2 separate regions of the Homo sapiens genome follow, and region 1 is linked to region 2. Evidence: chromatin loops called from intact Hi-C (ENCODE). Cell type or tissue: prostate gland. All regions are shown on one strand. Each heading gives the region's core, and the rest is flanking DNA. Links, peaks and the distances in the headings are about the cores only.

What was found. Peaks named below come from ENCODE experiments on the same cell type or tissue, not always from the same donor. Only the 100,000 strongest peaks of a DNase experiment are listed, where the experiment ranks them.
Region 1: it touches region 2 in a loop (3-fold over the local background); 60 of 110 quality-filtered maps call a loop at or near these places.

The regions. Positions count from the first base shown.
Region 1 is chr2:55,028,597-55,038,920 of GRCh38, reverse strand. The region is part of intron 1 of RTN4 (reticulon 4); the gene reads left to right. Among named protein-coding and RNA genes, the nearest start is that of RTN4, 17 kb to the left of the region's middle. RefSeq lists an enhancer at 5,227-5,276. In prostate gland, for the core only: no CTCF peak of the experiment used is centred there; no DNase peak of the experiment used is centred there.
Region 2 is chr2:55,163,938-55,174,933 of GRCh38, reverse strand. CLHC1 (clathrin heavy chain linker domain containing 1) reads left to right here. Exons shown (of 13, transcript NM_152385.4): 13 at 1-2,387. Among named protein-coding and RNA genes, the nearest start is that of CLHC1, 63 kb to the left of the region's middle. In prostate gland, for the core only: a CTCF peak has its summit at 6,168 (motif pointing right); DNase peaks (open chromatin) are centred at 4,802 and 6,193; H3K27ac peaks cover 4,877 bases.

The DNA.
Region 1 (10,324 bases), core at 1,468-9,467, 140 kb after region 2:
TTTAACTGCTGAGTGGTATTCCATGCTAAGAATAGCACAGTTTAATTATGTATTCACTCGTTGGATGTTTGGATTATAGTTTTTGGCTACTATGAACAAAATGCTGTGAACATTCTTACATAGACATTTTTGTATGCATATATTTTCATTTCTCTTAGGTAAATACTTGAGAGTAGAATTGCTGAGTCATGGGGTAACTATATATTTAACTTTATAAGAAGTTGCTTAACTGTTCCCCCAACCACTTCCACCAGCAATGTGTGAGAATTCTGGTGGCTTTACGTTTTCACCAACATTTGATATTGTCAGTTTTTTAAATTCTAACCATTTTAGTGGTTATGTAGTGGTTCCTCATTGTGGTCTTAATCTAGATTTCCCTAGGGACTAATGAATTAGAGGACTTTTACATGTCCTTTGTGTGTGTTTTCTTTGGTGAAGTGTCTGTTCAAGTAATTTGCCCATTCTTAAATTGTGTTGTATGCCTTTTTTTTTCCTACATATTTGTAAGAGTTCTCTCTATATATTATGAATACAAATCTTTGGTCTGATACATGTGTTGTGAATATATTCTCCTAGTCTGTAGCTTGCCTATTAATTTTATTGATTCTTTTGATGAGTATAAATTTTTAATTTTGAGAAGTCATAATTACTTTTTCTTTCATGGTTAGTGCTTTCTTTGTGATGTCTAAGACATCTTTGCCTCCTTCCAGGATTGTGAAGACACTTTGGTTTCTTCTAGAAGCTTGATAGTTTTAGCTTTTGTTTGTCTTGATCCGTTTTGAGGTAGTTTTTGTCTATGGTATGAGTTACCATAGATCCAGATTTATTTGTTTCTTTTCCATACATATAATAAGCAGTTTTCCCAGCAGAGTTTTTTGAAAATATTTTTCTCTTTCTATTGAATTGCTTTGGTGCCTTTGGGAAAAGAAATTGACCATATGAAGTGTGTCTATTTATATATATCTATTTTGTTCTACTGATTTGTCTATCCTTATGCCAATACTTGATTATTGTAGTTTTATAGCAAGTCGTAAAATTAAGTAGTATGACTGCAAGTTTGATCTTTTTTCAAAATTGTTTTGTGTCTTCTAGGTCCCTTAGTATTTCTGCATAAATTTCAGAATCAGCTTGTTCATTTCTATAAAATGCCTGTTATGAATTTGATTGGGATTGCATTGAATCTAGAGATTAGTAGGGGGGATAAGTGACGTCTTAGGATTTGAGATTTTACACTACTTCAAAGGTAACAAGTTAGCCTGTCATAGTTTCATGGATGCTGGCAGAGGATATAAGATGCCTGGGTCAGAGGCAGAGGACTTTATTACTCACAGCAATGACAGTAGCCAGAATATTAGCATTTTCTTGTGCCAGTTCCCTCAGCTCCATTTCACATGGAGCAACACTGAGATGGCTGAGTGAGATCTGCACCTGTAGCAGGTTGTATTATAGACAGAAATCTTAAGCTTAGGGAAACAAATCTTTTGTGTCATATAATAAGCATGGCTGCTAGTTGCTGAAGAAGAAGAAACTGTCCCTGTTTTCCAAGGCTGTTCACAATACAAATGTTTTTAAAAGATAGGAACAAAGGGAAGATGTGTAAAAACACAATATACTCATAGAGAACTGTTTCCTGACACTCAACAATATTATATCTTTCAACCCATGAATGTGATATCTCTGTTGTTTAGATCATCTGTAATTTCTCTCAGCAGTGTGTTTCAGTATAGCAGTTTTGTGCATCTCTTGTCAAATTTATGCCTAAATATTTTATGTTTTTTTGTTACAGTGAGTGATATTTAGAAAATATTTTCATTTTCTCTTTGTTGCTACTGTATGGAAATAGAGTTAAGTTTTGTGTACTGTCTTTGCATCTATCCTGTATCCTTATAAATTCACTACTAGCTTTGGTAGGGTTATTTTATTTTGAATCCTTAGGATTTTCCAACTATACAGTCCTGTTGTCTGTAAGTTAAGATAGTTTTACTTTTCTCTTCAGATCTTTACGAGAAGCCTGGTAGATTGCTTGTTTAACACAGAATCTTGAGTGAATGCATTAGTCTTTCACCTTTAAGTATGATGTTAGCTGCATATTTTTCCTAGATATCCTGACTCTTAGGTTGAGAAAGCTTCCTTCTATTCCTAGTTTGCTGATAGTTTTTATGATAACAGGTGTTGAAATTTGTCAGATAAGTTTTTGACATTTGTTGAGATGATCATATGGTTTTTCCTTTTCGGGCTGTTGTTACTATAGTGAATTTCATTATATGATTTAAAAAAACTTTTTAAATTTTTTTAATTTTTTTTTTTTTTTTTTTTTTTTTGAGACAGTCTTGCTCTGTTGCCTGGGCTGGAGTGCAGTGGCACGATATTGGCTCACTGCAACCTCTGCCTCCTGGTTTCAAGCGTTTCTTGTGCCTCAGCCTCCTGAGTAGCTGGGACTACAGGTGCACGCCACCACACCTGGGTGATTTTTGTATTTTTAGTAGAGACAGGGTCTTACCATGTTGGCCAGGCTGGTCTCAAACTCTTGGCCTCAAGTGATCTGCCCACCTCAGCCTCCCAAAGTGCTGGGATTACAGGCATGAGCCACTGCGTGCGACCTATTGTTTGATTTTGAATGTTAAACCAACCTCACCTTCCTGGAATTAAACCCCATTTGGTGATGATTATACTTTCTATGAGTTGCTGGATTCAATCTGCTACTATTTTATTGAAGATTTTTTGCATGTGTGGTTATGAGGAATATTGTTATATAAATTAATTTTAATTTTCGTGTTATATCCTTGTCTGGTTTTGGTATTAATGCATAAATCTATAAAAATTTTATGGGAAGTGTTTGCTTTTCCTTTATATGCTCAAAGAGTTTGTGTAAGGTTGGTACTATTCATTAGATGTTTTATATTAGTTTTCTTCGTGGGGGTTTTAAGTTACAAGTATAGTCACATAGGACTATTCTGATTTTTGATTTCTGCTTGTGTCAGTTTTGGTGATTTGTGTCTTTCAAGGAATGCATCTATTTCATTTTGATGACTGGGTATAAAGAAACTTGTCTTTCATTTTGATAAGTAGACATCAAGGAAGTTGTCTACTCATCTAAGTTGTCTAATTTATTGTCATAAATGTGTGCATAATATTCTCTTACGTTTTTAGGACCTACAGTAACAGTCCCTCTTTTATTTTCAATACTTGCTTCCTCTCTCTGTCTCTCAGTCTCTGTCTTGATCATTTTAGTTGATTATCAATTCTGTTGATCTTTTCAGGGAAGCAACTTTTTGTTTCATTGATTTTTTTTTTTAATCTGTTTTCTATCATTGGTTTCTGCTCTTTACTACTTATTTTCTTTTACTTGTTTGGATTTAACTTGCTCTTTTAAAGTGGAAGCTTTACACTTCGATTTTAAGCCTTTTTTCTAAAAGCATTTAAAAGCTATACATTTCTCTCTAAGCATTACTTTGCTGCATCCCACACATTTTCATGATCATTTGATTCAGAATTTCTTTAATTTTCCCCCTATTTTCTTTGATTCATGGATTATTTAGAATTCTGTAGTTTCGTTTTTAAACATTTGAGGATATTTTAGGTGATTTAATTCATTGTAGAACATAGACTGCATGATTTCACTTGTTTTAGATTGAGATTGTTTTGTAGCCCAGGAAATGTTTTATCTTGGTGAATGTTCCATATGTACTTGAGAAGAATGTGTATTATATTGTTGGTTGTAGTGTTCCATAAAAGTCAGTTTAGCTCATTGGTAGTGGGGCCTAAATCATCTGTATCCTAACTGATAGTGTGTGGTTGTGTGTCTTTGTTTTTTCTTTGTCCCATCTGCTTTTTGGGTTCTTTGATTTTCTTCTTTTGTTTCTTCTTCTGGATTAATCAAGGATTTTATAATATTCAGATTTATCTCCTCTGTTGGGGTTTTAGCTGTACCTCTTTATTTTTTAAGAGGCTGTTCTAGGGATTACAGAATGCATTCTCAATTTATCATAAAATAGCAAGAATATTATACCACCTTACATGTTTCACATGTAATAAAACATACTTTCATATACTATTTTCATCCTTTGTGCTTTTATTGTCATAAGTTTTGCTTCTAAATGTATTATAGTTATTGTATTTTGTGATAATTTGTGCTTCAGAAAGTTATTCTTTGAAGAAACTAAGAAATGAGAAAAATTAACATCTACCTGTATATTCAACATCTACATATATATTTACCATTTTTGCCATTCTTTATTCCTACATAAAGATCAAAGTTTACATCTCATATCATTTTCTCTCAGTCTGAAGAACTTGATTTAACATTTCTTGTATTGTAGGTGTCTTAGTGACAAATTCTTTCAGCTTCTGTTTTCAGCTTTTATCTGAAGATACCTTTATTAATCTTTACTTTTTCTATATATTTTGTTTGTTCGTTTAGAGATAAGGTCTTACTCTGTTGCCCAGGCTGGAGTCCAGTGGCCTGATCATAACCCACTGCAGCCTCAAACTCCTGGGCTCAAGTGATCCTCCCACCTCAGCCTCCCAAGTAGGTGGGACTATAGGCACACGCTACCGTGCCTGGCTAATGTTTTAATTTTTTTGGAGAGTTGGGGTCTCACTTTGTTGCCTGGGCTGGTCTCGTACCCCAGGGCTCAAGCAATCCTCCTACCCCAGCCTCCTACGGTCCTGAGATTACAGGTGTGAGCCACCATGCCTGGTTATTTAAAAAAATATGTTTTGAATAATACAGCCAATTCTGTTTTTTTAAGCTGTCACTATGTTCTGTATAGCCACCAAAAACAGGGAATTAGCAAATACTGAATCATTGTTCTTAGGGGAAATACAGACTTGGCTCCTGTAAGCCTCTTGTCATAATATTTTTGTTAACCAATCAGTATATTACCTTGTTTTATGTGTTTTTCTATTTAAAGCCACCTGGGGTACAAAAATACAGTTGGATAGAAGGAATAAGTTCTAGTATTTGATAGTACAGTAGAGAAATTATAGTTAATGATTTATTCTATATTTCAGAATAGCTAGAAGAATTGTAATGTTTCTAACACAAAGAAAAGAAAAATGTTTGAGGTGATATATAACCCAGTCACTCTGACTTGATCATTACACATTGCATATAGGTATCAAAATATCATATGTACTACCAAAATATAAAACAACTGTTATATATCAATTAAAAAATAAAGACATCTTATTTAATATGTATTATTGATTCATTAACATTGAACTCATGGCCAAGAACACTATAATTTATGCCTGAAGGAAGATTATCTAACATATGTTTTCTCTGTAAGGCACATCATAGCCTTCTTGTGGTTAAAAACACTCGATACCATGTCAGCGCTGTGCTTAAGGGCCATATGAAACAGGGAAGTCAGTGGCAGAGCTGAAACAAGAAGGCGGTAGGGTTACCTTGTTCCATCTCAGCTGGGAACTTGTACTTTGGATGACCCGCTCTGGTTTGCCTGCTCTGCTCATTGCATGTCCTGAAAGTGCTGCAAGTATGGATTTTGGGGCTACAAATTTAGTGAGCAGGTAAATGAGCAAATAAGGAATCCATGAATAATGAGGATCATCTGTATATAATTTTAGATTGTCAGTTTTTTCATAACTTTAAAGGCGTTCATTACCTTTTGGATTACATCAATGAGAGGTGAGGTCATTCTTATTGTTGTTTACCTGCTTTTTTCCTCTGACTGTTTTTAGGGTTGTCTCTATCTTTGATTTTCAGTTTGACCCTTATGGTGTGCCTTTTTGTGGTGTTGTGTTTATTCTGCTTGGAGTACATTGAGCTTTGTGGCTCTGTTGGTTGGTATTTTCAAAATGCCAACTTCTGTCCAATTTTAGGCCATTTTTTCTTTTTTTTTTTTTTTAACTTCTTCAGTCTTTTTTAAAGAGACAGGGTCTTAACTGTGTTGTCCAGGGTGGAGTGCAGTGGCGTGATCATGGCTTGTTACAGCCTCAAACTCCTGGGCTTGAGTGATCCTCCCATCTCAGCCTCCTGAGTTGCTAGAACTGCACGTGTGCACCACTACACCGGCTAATTTTTAAGTTTTTTGTAGAGATAGGGTCTCACTGTGTTGTCCAAACTGGTGTCCCAACTCCTGGCCTCAAGTGGTCCTCCCACTTTGGCCTCCTAAAGTGTTGGGGTTACAGGCATGAGCTCCCATGCCTGGCCACTGTTGCTTTTTTTAAGGGGACTGCAATTATAGGTATTTTAACTCCTTGATTGTCTCTCAGCACTGAGGCTCTGTTCCTTTTTTCACTTGCCCTTTTCCCTTGTTGTGTTTCAGTTTGGATACTTTCTGTTGTTGTTTTTTAAGTTTGTTTATCAATAAATCTTTTTTTCTGTATTGTCTAATCTGCCTTTAAGCTCATCTAGTGATTATTTTCAGTTAATATAATTTACAATTCTAGCATCTCCATTTGGTCCTTTAGTCTATATTTCTCCACCAAGATTCCCTGTCTACTCTATATGTCTGTCTTTTTCTGTACTTAATATCTTAATAGCTATTTTAATTTTCATTTTAATATTTGCTAATCCAGGCCAGGTGTGTTAGTTCACACTTGTAATTCCAGCACTTTGGGAAGCTGAGGCTGGCGGATCACTTGAGGTCAGGAGTTTGAGACCAGCTTGGCCAACGTAGTGAACCCCGTCTCTACTAAAAACACAAAAATTAGCTTGGTGTGATGGCAGACACCTGTAATCCCAGCTACTCAGAGGCTGAGGTGGGATAATTGCTTGAACCTGGGAGGTGGAGGTTGCAGTGAGCCAAGATAGCCCCGCTGTACTCCAGCCTGGGTGACAGAGCAAGACTCCGCCTCAAAAAAAAAAAAGTGCGAATCCAACGTCTACGTTATTTGTTTGTTTATATTTGCTATTCTTTCTTATTTATGGTCATATTTTCTTGCTGCTTTGCATGTCCATTAATTTATTTTATACTGCATGTCATGGATTTGGTGGTTTTAACTTTGTTCTGGCAGGCAGTTAATTTGCTGGAAAATCATTTTGATCCTTTCAAGTTTTGATTTTAAAGTTAGGGTGGGTCTAGAGGTAGGGGTCTGCAGACTTACAGGGCCAGTTAGAGTAAATAGTTTAGGCTTGTGGGCCATACAGCCTTTGTCTAAACTGTTCGTCTCTGTTTTTATTGTGCAAAAGTAGTTATAGACAGCACAGAAGTGAATGGGCGTGGCTGTGTTCCAATACAATATGGGCTCATGAGCCATGGTTTGCTGACTCTTGGTCTAGAGTATCCTTTAGGCTTAGAGTAGTCCTGCTTGAGGTGTTTAGAGAGATCTTTCCTTTCTGACTGGTCAGAATTTTTAGATCAGGTCTTCAGCACTTTCTGACCTTCGATATAATCCAGTTAATTTGCAGCTCTACCATAGGTTTCTTGGCTAGGCCTTGCCGAGTCTTGTGCTGTGCACATGCAGCGTAGTATTCACCCAGAGGTTTAAGAGGAACCCCTATCCAGATTTTTGGAGCTCCTTTTCTGTGAGGCTTTACTTTGTATGTTACCCTGTCTCACAAATTCCAGACAACTCCTCAGCCTCCTCAGCTTAGCAAGAGTGCGGTATTCTTAGGCTTCTCTCTGTACTGTAGACCAGAATGTGCCTTCAGACAGAAAGCAGCGTAGTCATCTTGCAGGTTTCCCTTTTCTCAGGATTCACACTGCTGTCCTGCCTCTTGTCCAGTGTCTCAAGATAGTTGCTTCTAGTATTTTGCCCATATTTTTAGTTGCTTATATTGGAAGAATTAGTCTGTTGTAATTACTCTCATAGCCAGAAGCAGAAGTTCTATGGTTTTAAAATGCAGGTTTTTTGTAGTATTGTAATTAGATATGATTTAAATGCCTCTTTTCTCGTATGTGAAATGGGGGTAACAGTAGTACCTACCTTACAGGGTAGTTTTGAGAACAGAATGAACATCTGAAACAAATGTGCCGGCTCAGCACAGTACCTGTCCCACATTAATGTTTCTATAAATGTTGTTACATTGTAAAATAGAAGCAATTGATCAATGCAATATTTCTGCTAATTACAAGGTATTTACTGGGTGACGATTTACCTTGTTTCAGGAGAACTAACTTGAGGGGCTGATACAGTAAGAAGGATTGCACCAGTTGCACTTGTACATAAATACATCCTTCAGAAGATGAAGCACATCTCGTGCTTTGAGGAAGCCTAGCCAAAAAATAATAATAATTATAAAGCACAAAGACTTGGGAATTAGATGTTTTGACCCTCTGGCCTCCTAGTTCTGTGACTTAGGGCAAGTTGTTTCTTCTTTTTTCTTTCCCTCTCCCTCCTTCACAACATTTTTAGGTGGGTACTCTTATTATCCTTATTTTACAAGTTTCATTAGGCACAGAAAGGCTAAGAGTTACAGTTGTAAGTGATGGATTTGTGATTTGGACTTAGGCAATTCAATTTCATGATCTGTGATTGCTTTATTAGGAGTCTGAACTGTATTCTTGAAGTCCCAGAAGATAGTTAACTATTCTGGATTTTTTTAAAGAGCTTTTAGAAATGTAGTACTTGTTTTATGGGTAACTGGATCGAATCCCATTTTACAAAATGAAGATTTTTCTTTTTTTCTTAAACATAATGAATCTTTGAAATACCAATTTGAAAACTTTTTTACTTAGAAAAATTCCAGGAATATAGTTTTTATTATAAAAGATTATTGCACTAGGTAGGAATAAGAGTACAGTACATTAAAAAAATACTTTAAAATTATGGCACAAATTTAGATGTAGTTTGTTTTCCCACTAACTTTAACAGTAATATATGTTTCTAGTTCACTTTCCAGATAGACTAGCCTCTGAATTAGTGGCTTTTAACTATATTGTCTAGATAAAAAAGACAACCATTTTGTTAAGAATTGGTTAACTGTTATTTAGATGGAGCAGCTGCGTAATTATTTGGTTCTGCTCTTTGACCCTCAAATTTCAGTTTTATACAAGCTAATAATTCATTATTTTAGCTGAAGGGAACTTTCCTTCATTTTACAAATGAGAAACTGTAATTTAAGATCACATAGCAAGTAATCTTTTAAATATGTGTACACATATATATGCACTTTATTTAAAAATCTTATAAGCCATTATGTTACCCCTTTGACTGGATAGCCCATCCTACCTAGTGCTCTAGGTTGGAGGAAACCCTTTTAAACACACATCATAAATTTCCCGTCATCACCCTCATCTAGGAATCCTTTAAGTATGACTTCATGCCCAGTATATATTTATCTAAAATATATAAGACCTTGTGAAGTTAGCTCTCCTAATTCATTAAGGGTAATATGCTTGGAAGACAAGTCCGTATTCATGTTAGCTACATTTCTTGGATTTTTATCTGTTTTGATCAGCCTTGTCTAGCTTGTCCATCCAGATGAAATTGTCTAAATTTATTAGGTTCTCTCTGTTAAAGGAATATCACCTTCCAGTCATCTCTCAGGCTGTTTCAAATTGTCTGATGGTAGAGGCCTTTCTCTAGTGTAAACCATGGAAGATCTTTAGCTTAGGATCTCCCAACTGCAGGTACAAGATGACATTGTACAAAGTTAATATTACCAATATAGAGTGTATTAGTTAGCTTGGGCTGCCGTAACAAAATACCATAGGCTGGGTGGCTGAACAGAAATTTACTTCTCACAATTCTGGAGGCTGGTAAGTCTAAGATCAAGGTGCTGGCAAGGTAGATTTCTTTTTGAGGCCTCTTCTCCTGGCTTATAGGTGACCACCATCTCACTGTGTGCACACATGACCTCTTGTGTGTGCCTGGGGAGACAGGGAGCATGACAGCAAGCTCTCTGGTGTCTCTTCTTGTAAGGGCATTAATCCCCTTGGCCCAGGGCCCCACCCTGACTGCATTTAACCCTAATCACCTCCCAAAGTCCCCATCTTCAGATACTATCACTTTAGGGGTTGGGGCTTTAACATGAGTTTTGTAGGAAATATAAGCATTCAGTTCTGTAACATACAGTGATTAAGGAAATGGGCTCTGGAATTGAATTGCCTTAGTCTCTCACTTACTAGTTGTGTATACAAATAACAAGTAGCCCTCACTTAGGTTAATTTTAAGCAAAACCAATAATGGTGTCATCCTAAAGGCAGTTAATTTTTTTTTTTTTTGTATTTTGGACTCTGGCATTTGGACATTGGCACAGGACTAATGTCTTCAAAGAGCAATGTACAATGACTGTAACAACTTAGAATGTAAGAGAAAATGCATAATTCTTTAAAAGTGTTTCTTTAAATTGAATATATGCCAATAACAAAAGATTAAACATTTGTAGTTGTTAATTGTATTCAAATTCAGCTTT
Region 2 (10,996 bases), core at 1,380-9,379:
ACATGGTTAAAATGAGCTGCTGGCTGGGCAAGGTAGCTCATGTCTGTAATCCCAGCACTTTGGGAGGTCGAGGCAGGAGGATCGCTTGAGCCCAGGAGTTTGAGACCAGCTAGGTAACACAGTGAGATCCCGTCTCTGTTATTAAAAAAAGAAAAAAAAATTTCAAGTAAAAAATGAAAATGATCTGCTATTAGAATAAGAGCAAAGAGCATAACTTTTCCCATCCTAAATTTAAATTGAATATGTATTTTTATGTTATAGTGGAAAGAAGATGAACGGGGAGTCAGACAGCTTCATATTAAAATTCTGGTCCTACCTCTTACTCACTTATAAAATATGGGCAGTCTTCCTTAGGCTTGTTGTGAGGATTAGTGATAATGTATGTGTAGTGTAAGTGTATAACATGATAGAGGAACTTAGGAAAAGATAGCTGTAATTCCTTTGTAATCGGCCCCAGAAACACACATTTCTCTACTTAGTTTGTACTTACTAAATCCCATATGTCTACTCATTTGTATTTATATGTTTATCCTTCTTTAAAGTATTTGATATATTGGTACAACTTATTGCTGAGATTAAGTTATCTGTCCACACTTGTATTAGGGTTGCCTGGCTTATCTTATAAATTCAGAAGCATTCAAGCTGAGTTTTTAATTTTTCCATTTGGTGCTAAATAGAATACTGGATAATTATAATTCAGCTTTCTAAAACGTAGCATTTTTAAAGTAATACATGTGCATAGTTTAAAAAGCAATTTATTACTAAAAGCCTTATCAAAATAATATTTTGATTTTTGGCCTTCATACAGGCTGTTGAAAAGAGCAGATAAAGGATGGAAAAAAGGAATGGAAAGGGAGAGGTATTTCGGCAGCACTGGTTCTTTGTGTGCCAACGGCTTAAAACCTTTTTTTTTTTTTTTTTCCTTTGAGACCTATATGATTGATAGAAAGCTATTATGTGTCCATTGACAGAGCTTAGAAAAAAAAATGTCTTCATGAAAGCCAGGAGGATAAAGTAGGTATATAAATCTAGAGAAAGCTTAAACAGCGGTTGTTGTTGTTATTCTAATTTTGCCTTGTTTTTCCTTTTCTCATTATTACTCCTTCTCAGTTAGCATTGCCTTTGGCAGCTTTCCCAAGGAAAGTAAAAGTTGTCAAGTGAATATAAATTAAAATGCCTGGTGATGGAAAATGGAGTTGGGAGGAAGAGCAAGATTACAAAGTTAAATGAGGAAGGAGAAAGAATTGAGTTGTGAGCTACAGAGGGCTTTGAAGCTATAAGAGCCTCCATGTAAGCTACACTGAAGGAGGTATAATCTGGGCCTCAGCACAGAAACCTGCATTCTAGACCAGCCCCACCACTGTCTAGCTATGTGTCCTTTTCCTCATGCTTAAGATAAATTTATTTTGACTAGATACCTCCTCTTGTCATTTCCAACTCTAAAATTCAGTAATTCTGAAAAGGTACAAATTATTTCCCAATGCTTCTTGACCTTCAGCCTAAATTTCAAATACTACAATTCAACATCAGCATCAACAACATCTACCGAATACCTGTTTTGCACACAATTTCTGCTAGCAAGATTACAACCTTAATGGAAACACACAACGTATTTTAAAAGTTACTAATAATAATTCCTTAGCATTATCTAATAGCCAGTCCATATTCAAATTTCACCAGTTGCTAAAAATGCCTTTTAACATTTGAATTGTTCCAATGAAGATTTAACCAACGTTCATGTGTTCTATTAGGTCTTGCTGTCTTGAGCGTGTCTTCTCTCCTTTTTTCCTCTTGCCATTGATTGCTTTACATAGCAGTTGCAAAGCAAGGGTCATGATGAACTAAGTTTCTCTGATTTCATATTAGGTTTTCTTTCTACCATACCAGTGAGGAAAGGAAGATATTTCTTCCAAGGTCTGAAAGATTTAATTGTAACTAGTTACATTTTTGTTTATTATAGTCAAGCATGTATCAAAATGAATTTCTATTAAATTCATTCATTTGGAAAGGTTTAGAGATGTTGAACAGAAGTCTAGTCTAATGAAAAAAATTTTTTTAATATTTAGAACTTTTCCTAAATCCTGAATTAACTAAGAAATGACCATTAAATTAATCACTTTTTTAACTTTAAAAGGTGAAAACCTGTTACTTTTTAGGTGCCTGGAATTCTGTTGGATTGCTAAAGCATATGTTAAGTCAAAAATCATAGCAGAGGCCTTTTTTTTTTTTTTTAACTTTGTACATTTCATAGAAAGCTCATACATTTCTTCCATTCTTTCTCAGAAAAAAATGGCATTTAACAAATGTTCGGTGTATAAAGCTGTCAGTTTGCTAGTAGTTATAATTTGTTGTGTTCTTGAATAAAAATATATTGGGTACATAAAAAAGACACTATTATTTATATAGTTTTTTTAGTTTTTTTTTTTAATTGATAATTTTCTACAAGTACCCTCCCTACCTTGAGGATCTGCGTCTACCTATAGAGGTTTTGGCACTACTGTAAATGAGTGAAATGTATCACAGTCAGGGAAAGGAGGATCTGGGGACTTTTTGAAAGGGACAATTGTGATAAATTCCAGGCAACTTTTATTATGCAGGGCTGTGGACTCGGTGTTACCTTCTTGGAAGCTGGACATGCAGATTTGATGTGAGCAGTACTGTGTGGGCCAAACAAAACACATCTGCAGACCAGACTTGACCTGCAGGTCACTAATTTGAAACCTCTGTCCTAAACTGAGGCTAAATTTGATTTCTTGTTTCCATCAACTTTATTTTTTTTTATTTATTTATTGAGACAGTCTTGCTCTGTCACCCAGGCTGGAGTACAGTGACACAATCTCAGCTCACTACAACTTCCACCTCCTGAGTTCAAGCGATTCTCCTGCCTCAGCCTCCTGAGTAGCTGGGATTACAGGTGCCCGCCACCACACCCAGATAATTTTTGTATTTTTAGTACAAATGGGTTTTCACCATGTTGGCCAGGCTGGTCTCAAACTCCTGACCTCAAGTGATCCATCAGCTTTGGCCTCTCAAAGTGCTGGGATTACAGGCATGAGTCATCATTCCTGGCCTCCATCAACTTTAAATGAAGCTTTTTGAGTGGATAAAGATAGTAAAGAATTACCATATTTTCTTATTTGGTGCCAGGCGCAGTGGCTCACGCCTGAATCCCAGCACTTTGGGAGGCCGAGGCAGGTGGATCGTGAGGTCAGGAGATCGAGACCATCCTGGCTAACACGGTGAAACCCCATCTCTACTAAAAATACAAAAAATTAGCCGGGCATGGTGGCGGGCGCCTGTAGTCCCAGCTGTTCGGGAGGCTGAGGCAGGAGAATGGTGTGAACCCGGGAGGTGGAGCTTGCAGTGAGCTGAGATTGTGCCACTGCACTGCAGCCTGCGTGACAGAGTGAGACTCCGACTAAAAAAAAAAAAAAAAAAAAAAAAAAGAATTACCATATTTTCTCATTTGGAAAAGCCTACTGCGGACTACCCAATTTACTGATGTAACACAAGGGAGGATAAAGGGTAGAGCTACTATGTGGAAGCCAATCCAGTATGGAGGCCATTTTGATTTCTAATGCAGAGGAACATGGAAGATAACACTGATGTAATTTGTGTGTAGAAAGAGGAAAAGGTACGGAGTCCTTAAGTAATTTTGACTTCCCCCGACCCCACTCTAAAGAATTAATCTATAGTATTCTTCCCCAACTGTATGCCATAAGCTTGGTTAAGAAGCAGTATTGCAGTTTTAAAATAGAGGCTATAAAATTACATTTTGAAGATTTGCCTACATGGATCCTTGCCTCTATCCAGTTAGCTCTTTAGTGGAAATTCCACTGTGGCTGTGGGGGGTCTCCATTATCATGTCATATATCAAACTGCAGCAATAATCACCACCAAGCATTTTTAGCTCTCCACTGGGTGCAAACTCTACCTTTAAGCTTTCATGTGTATTAATGTGTTAGGGCCACACTGAGAAGGATCCATCTTTTCCACTCAAGGAACAGTTGTATGGGTTAAATTCTGTTATCTTGTTTTATTAGGTCAGATAATAAAAATACTATCATAAATAGAGTGAGCTTTAGGTGGGTTTGTGCTTAACAGGAAGGGCATGTCACCCTTCTACCACTTTGGTTGTACACAGATCAGAATGTGTGACAACACATTCCCATCCATTTTCTCCTGGAACTCTTCCTTCGCCTCATACTGCTCACACATTTTGACTATATTGTTGTTATTGTTGTTGTTTGAGACGGAGTCTTCCTCTGTCACTCAGGCTGGAGGGCAGTGGTGCGATCTTGGCTCACTGCAACCTCCACCTTCTGGGTTCAAGTGATTATCCTGCCTCAGCCTCCCAAGTAGCTGAGATTACAGGCGCCCCCCACCACGCCTGGCTAATTTTTGTATTTTTAGTAGAGATGGGGTTTCACCATGTTGGCCAGACTGGTCTCAAACTCCTGACCTCAGGTGATCTGCCCGCCTTGGCCTCCCAAAGTGCTGGGATTACAGGCGTGAGCCACCATGTCCAGCCTGCTCACACACTTTGGTAATGTACATTTTGGAAGCAGCCCCCAGCAGTGGGACTGAATTGTCAAAAGATTTTTGCCAAATTGCTTAAAGAGTTAGGCGTTTATGAATTAATGATGATGAGTTTTGATTGCAGGCCCTGACCAACCCAAAGAGCAAACAGTTTGAAAAGTCAGCTTGAAAAGTCTGCAGGCTGTTTTTGGCCAGCCTCCTTGAGGTGAGTACTTAATGTTGATCAGCTTCTGAACACAACATCCAGAAACAGGTTTGTGCTGCTACTAGGATCAATAATGAGAATGCGAAAAACATTGGCAGAGAGATTCCAGTGGCCTTCCAGATTGCAGTGCAGAGAGCCTGCTTGCCAAGAAACCAAACATAGGTATTAATCTTGGCATCCGAGAATGTGACTCTCCCTGTTTTCTTGAGGGTGCAGGGACAGGGAGAATAATTGCCAAGGCTATTCCTTCTATTCCTTTGCCCAGGTTGGTCCCCTAGAGATGGAAAAAAGTCCTTTATGCTATTTGTGTGTATAAACAGTCTCCAAGTTTCTTCTACCCTCTGGGTATGCTTTTTCAGGTGTCAAATGAACATGATAATATTTTCTAAGAGATGATTTTCATGCTGACTCTTTCCCTAAGGAACAAGAGGTCTTGAAGAGCTCATAACACCAGTAGCAGATACCAGAAAAAGGTGCATATCTTAAACCCAAGTGACACATAAATTAGACATCAATAAGATTACAGCTACTCTCATTCTGTGATTTGTAATCCATGAAAAATTGCTTATAAAATGAATGTTTTCTAAATGAAACAGGACTGAAATGGTTATTTTGAAGAAATTTTCCTGGGAATGCTCTGTGAGATGAATCACCAACTCCTAATTTATCTGCCTGGTAAATGTTAGGTTTGCCTAATGCAAAGTGTCCCATTGATAGGGATAATAGCAGGCACCACAAACACTTGTTGAAATCATCTTTGCTTAAATGCTAAATAGAGCATCGAAACTAGTTTGAGGCTTCACATTAAGAAAACTGTTACTAATTTTGAGCATGTATAGATCGTGAAGATGTAGAAAGAAAAGTTGAAGGAATGGGGTTATTCAATTTGGGAAGAAAAAAACAAACATATAATCACAGTTCTGCCTTTGAGTGTCCAAAAGCCCTCACCTTAAGGATACAACAAACTCTAAGCCACATGAGCCATAGAACTAAATAATAAACCATTTTTATTTGAGACAGAATAATTTGCTGATGGTGGAGATTGTGAAGGCTGGTATTGGGTCAATAAAGAAAGTTGTAGAAGGAGCTACTCTGAAAGCCTTAAAAAATAAACTAGTTGCTCTCTTCTGTTTGATATAATTATGGTAGTTTCTGGGTTTTAGAGGAGTCCTAAAGAAAATTCTTGAGATGATCTTTTTTGGAGAAGCCCTGTGCAACACTCAAAATTACTTAATCCAACAACCATTTCCTGATTAGCTACTAAGAGAGGAATAAGACATCCTATGTATCTCATGGGTACTTGCAATCTAGAAGTAAAGTTATATACAAACAATTGTAATACAACATGGTAAGAGTTAAAATGGAAACATAACAGAACAATGACCTTTCTTGGTTAGGATTTACTAGAATATGTGCCAGTTTGACTCAGTAGATGGCGGCAGAGATGCCAGCAAGACCTTCAGTGATTGGAATTGTTTTTATGGGGAAGAAGTGAGGCTGGTCCTATTGTTTCTAGTCGTATTTTTCAATATAGTCATATTTTCTGGTTGGAAAGCTTGAGCAGCTCAAGGACCATTCTTGGAGGATTTGTATTCTTAAGAAGATGGCCCTTTAAGGAAAATTTACTCTATATGAAAATATGTAAACATCCAAGCACTTTTTCATATTTAGCTTTTCAGTGAAATAGGGATGAGGGTGGGGTGAGTGGGGTGAGTCCAGGCCTGGAGAGAGGACTTTGTTTTCTAAACATAGCATTTATTTTCGAGGCACTTCAAAGGATGTATTGTAGTAGGATCCTGCTCTTTATGCAGCAATCCTACACTGTTAGACGCTTGACCAGGCCCCTCGTGGCTTGGCTGACTTTTCTGTTTGTGCTGCTTTGGGCTGAAGCACAGGCTAGTTGAAGAGTTGTTGCTGATGCCGTAACTGTAGCTTTGAAACCTTTTGGCATGCTCAGTGTATTCTTCAGGAAACTAAGAAATGTAGACTTAGAAATAACCCAAGCCAGACAACTTGTTGCCAGATTGTGGGGAGTGTATTCTCCCAAAATCATTGAGATGGTTTCAGAACTAACTGAAGAGAGTGCCTGGTTATTCTGCTTGCACAGTCTTCAAGCCTTGATTCAAAGTGGGGCAATGAGATTAGTGCAGAGGTGAAGGCAAGAGGCGTCTGTGTGTGCCTCCGGAGAGACCCTAGCCTAGGAAGCAATTCTGAGACTTTGTTATTTTCTGACCAGAACTGCCAGCTCACGGATCTCCACATACCACTTAGCTTTTGAAGGGAGCCTATGAGCCAAGGTTAAGTCTTCTTTCACCCCACAGTTGGGGTTTTATTTGTTGTCTTTGTTCCTCAGCTCTGTCTCCATCAAAAACAAGATAATGAGCTTGTTGGTCAAGCAGCTTGTAATTTTCCCAGGTCAGCTGAGTGTCTAGAGGAGGAGAAACAAGGCCTGATGATTCCTGAGTAGGTGAATACATTTAGGAGGACAGAGAATTATTTGTAAGTCAGGGTTTCTCAACCTCAGCACTACTGACAGTTTGGACGGGATAATTCTTTGTTATGTGAGGTTGTCCTGTGGCCTTGTGGATGCAGGACACTAGATGCCAGTAATCACCCTCCCCAACCCCAGCTCCCCTGGCTATCAGAAATTGTGTTAGGCCACGCCCAGTGGTTTGGCGCCACTAGTGTGAGTTTTCCTCATGAGTATAAAAACTCTACCACTCCACAGTTAAATGTCATAGTTACTGGGTGGATCTTCTGTAAACAGGGTCAGAGATAGTAAAGTAAGGGCCTGGACCTCCCTTATTTCTTTCTCCAACATAAATCACTACTTATCATTGCAGATCCAGAAAGCATCTTTTTTTTTTTTTTTTTTTTTTTTGAGATGGAGTCTCACTCTGTCACCAGGCTGGAGTGCAGTGGCGCCATCTGGGCTCACACAACCTCCGACTCCCTGGTTCAAGCGATTCTCCTGCCTCAGCCTCTTGAGTAGCTGGAATTACAGGCACGTGCCACCGCACCCTGCTAATTTTTGTATTTTTAGTAAAGGTGGGGTTTCACCATGTTGGCCAGGATGGTCTCAATCTCCTGACCTCATGATCCACCCGCCTCGGCCTCCCAAAGTGCTGGGATTACAGGAGTGAGCCACTGCACCCGGCCAAGAAAACATCTTGAGCTATGTACATGGAAACAAACAAACAAAACAAAACAGGCCTTATCTCACTTTCAACTCAGAAATCTCAGTATCTCAGGGATTCTTGGTAAGACAGAAGTAACTGATGTGCTCAGATTTCTCTTGTAGGCAGAAGGCTATCACCTTCAAGCATGAGCTGCCTGCCTTCTGAACTCGCAGACCGCCTCTTCCGTTCTCTGGGGGCACATTGGCTTCCGTGTTCCTAGGTTTAACCTTTCTTCTTCCCTTGATCCCTTTGTATCTTCAGTTAGGAGCCCAGGCTGTGGAAATGCTTGCCTGGAAGGGTGGGAACCAAAGTGCCCTCAGTGGCTTTAGAATGTGACTTGTTATTGCATCCACTTGTGCCATTTGTCAAAGAGGATGATAAAGACTTGGCTCTATTAGGTGAGAAATTGGCATAGCTATTAAACTGACTGACATTCAAACCAAGCTTTATTACAGAAAGCTACAGAGATGATAGGATTGAAAACATGACCTTTTGCCAGAAAGCTAGTGGGAAATGGGATCATTAACCTTGAAGAAATATTACAGATGAACCATAAAGGATTACTGAACAGAGAACCTCATACATGTTTTCTACTTCTGCTTAAGACAACAAAAAGAAATTCACACAGGAATTTAATTTAAGTTAAAACTTTAAATTATTGCAGGGAGATGTTTTTGATAGTTAAGGTTTATGAACTTTATAAGGGGTGACAGTTCCGAGGGTGGGTTTGGAGTGCTCTTTAAAGGTCTTTAAGAACTGGCTGTACCTATATCTGACTGATTGGTTGAGGAAGGGCAGGTTCTGTGAGGGAAGGGATCACCTTTTCAGTACCCCTGCTCTGATGCTTGGATGGCCCAATACACATGTTGTGGTTGACTGTAAGGTGGCACCAAACTTAATTCTCTAAATAAGGACTTGGGCAATGTTCTTCACGGTGTGAGTTACCTGACCAGACTCAACAGATGACAATCTTCTCTCTGCCTTCAGCAGGGCTCTGCACATTTACTTCATAAGCAGTGTTGTGGGTAGGGCTCCCTGAAAAGCTGACTCTGAGACAGAGGTTTGTGTGTAGGCTGTTCATTAGGAAGTGCTCTCCGTATCCACACTGTGGAAGGGAAGAGAAGAAAGCAGGGTTGGGCAGAGGGAGAAGCTAAGCTCTGAAGTAGTCCCAGAAAAGAGCTCAGCTGACCACTTGGAATGCACTGAAGCTGGGAGGGCCCTTCTGAGGTATCCCCAGTTGGTGTGTGGAGCCAGGCCTTTAGACTTCTGTGGATGAGTCACTGGATGGGGGCTGCCACTGGAAGTAGGCATGACTTGGGCAGGGTAGTTTCCTTCAGCCCAGGAAGTCCCCAAGAGTGCTGATGGCCATGGATCTTGCTCTAGCAGCTTTTCGACCATGTGGGGGACTAAACTCTTCATTCATGAAACGGGACCTGGGGAGCGTCACAGCGTCCACCACAGCAGCTTCCCCTGGCTTCTACTTGGGTCTGAGTCTTTCCTTCACCCTTTACATAAGAAGCCTTTTCCTCCAGGAACATATTTCCCTTCCCCTCATTCCCACCCAACCCTTTGCCACCCCAGTACAGGGAGTGAGTGCAGAGCCACAGATTCTGTTTGTTTTGAAATTTATTCCTCCCTCCCTCTTTCCTCGTCTTCTTCATTTCTCTCTTTTACCTCTCATCAGGCAGATTCATGGCCTCGTGACAGCCAGACTAGATGGCAAGCTAAATGTCAAGCTGATTTCTTCCTCTTTGGAGAGTTTCCATTCTCCCTTTCGTGGCTGCGAATTCCTTCTCTGTCCTTTGCAAACACCTTGTGGATGAATCCCCATGGCAGTAGTGCAGTCAACAGCATACTGGACTGCAGCCTTCATTAGCTGAGGCACTCGTTTGTAGGAGCTCAGTCAAGGCCTGTTTCCTCCATTAGTTCTCCAAAACAGGGAAAGGCCATGGAACCGAGTAATCTCCATCACTCCTTCTAACTCCAGTGTTCAATAATATTTTGATTTGAAGGATTTTCACAACAGGAAATGGCAACAAAAGAGATGCCGGATTCCCTAGTTAGTCTTTGCTTCTTATCTCACCCACATAGAATACCAAAGTCTCTTTTCCCAACTAAACGCAAGATGTGGGATTAGTTATGGCATAGCCTGAAGTGTTTGGGGGAGTGAAGTTTTAAAACCCCAGAACATTTTGGAAACCAGTCTGTATTGAAATCAGCAAGTTCTTAGCAGCTCATCTTGCAGCTGCGCCTAGCCTGTCTGCGAGGCTTCTGTGTAAGGGTAAGTGAAGGTGAATCAGGACTTGTGTTGGGCTGCATTTGAAATGCATGGAGCAGCACACTGCAGCAAGAGAGGTTTCCTGCTGGCTTCATTCTGCTGGCCTCCCTCCCTTTTTATTAATCTTAATTTAATTGGATTTAGCTATCAGTCTTGGTATTTTCTGTAGCGATTTTTTTTTTTTAAGGCATGAGTCGGAGCCATCGTAAACACGCGCTTAGAAGGAGCTCGGCTCAGATGCCAGGTAGAGACCCCCTTCAAACTGTCCTTTCTGTTCCAGGCTGGGTGTCTCATTCAGTAATGACAGACTGAGAAATTAGCAGCACAGGGTAAAGATAGAGGAGGTAGAAGCAGGAGAGAAAAGGCTAGTGGAAAAGTGAACTTGGCTGTTCAGAGGACAGAGCTGAGTTTATTTGCATAGTAACTCAGGTGTGGTTACTTATTTACGAAACACATTTCTTATGAGGTGTGGAAAATAGGCTACCTGTGAACCTGATCCCTGGCCTAGAATGCTCATGGTCAGGAGGCAGAGCCCGGCAGGGACCCCACTCCCAAGCCCTTCCATTTCACCTCTGTAATTCCCCGTGGAAGCAGCAGAATCCAAAACGTCTTGTTTACTTGTCTTCCCCTCCCCGCGAGACTCTGAGGTCCTGAAGAGCCAGGATAAGTATTTGGTCACTGTTGTTTTCCTTGGCACATGGCAGACCTTCAGTAAATAAATGGGTAATGAATGAGCATCGGAGTAACCTGCTGAGTGACTTGGCAGTGAAGGTTGCAGCAACCTGGAAGTTGGAG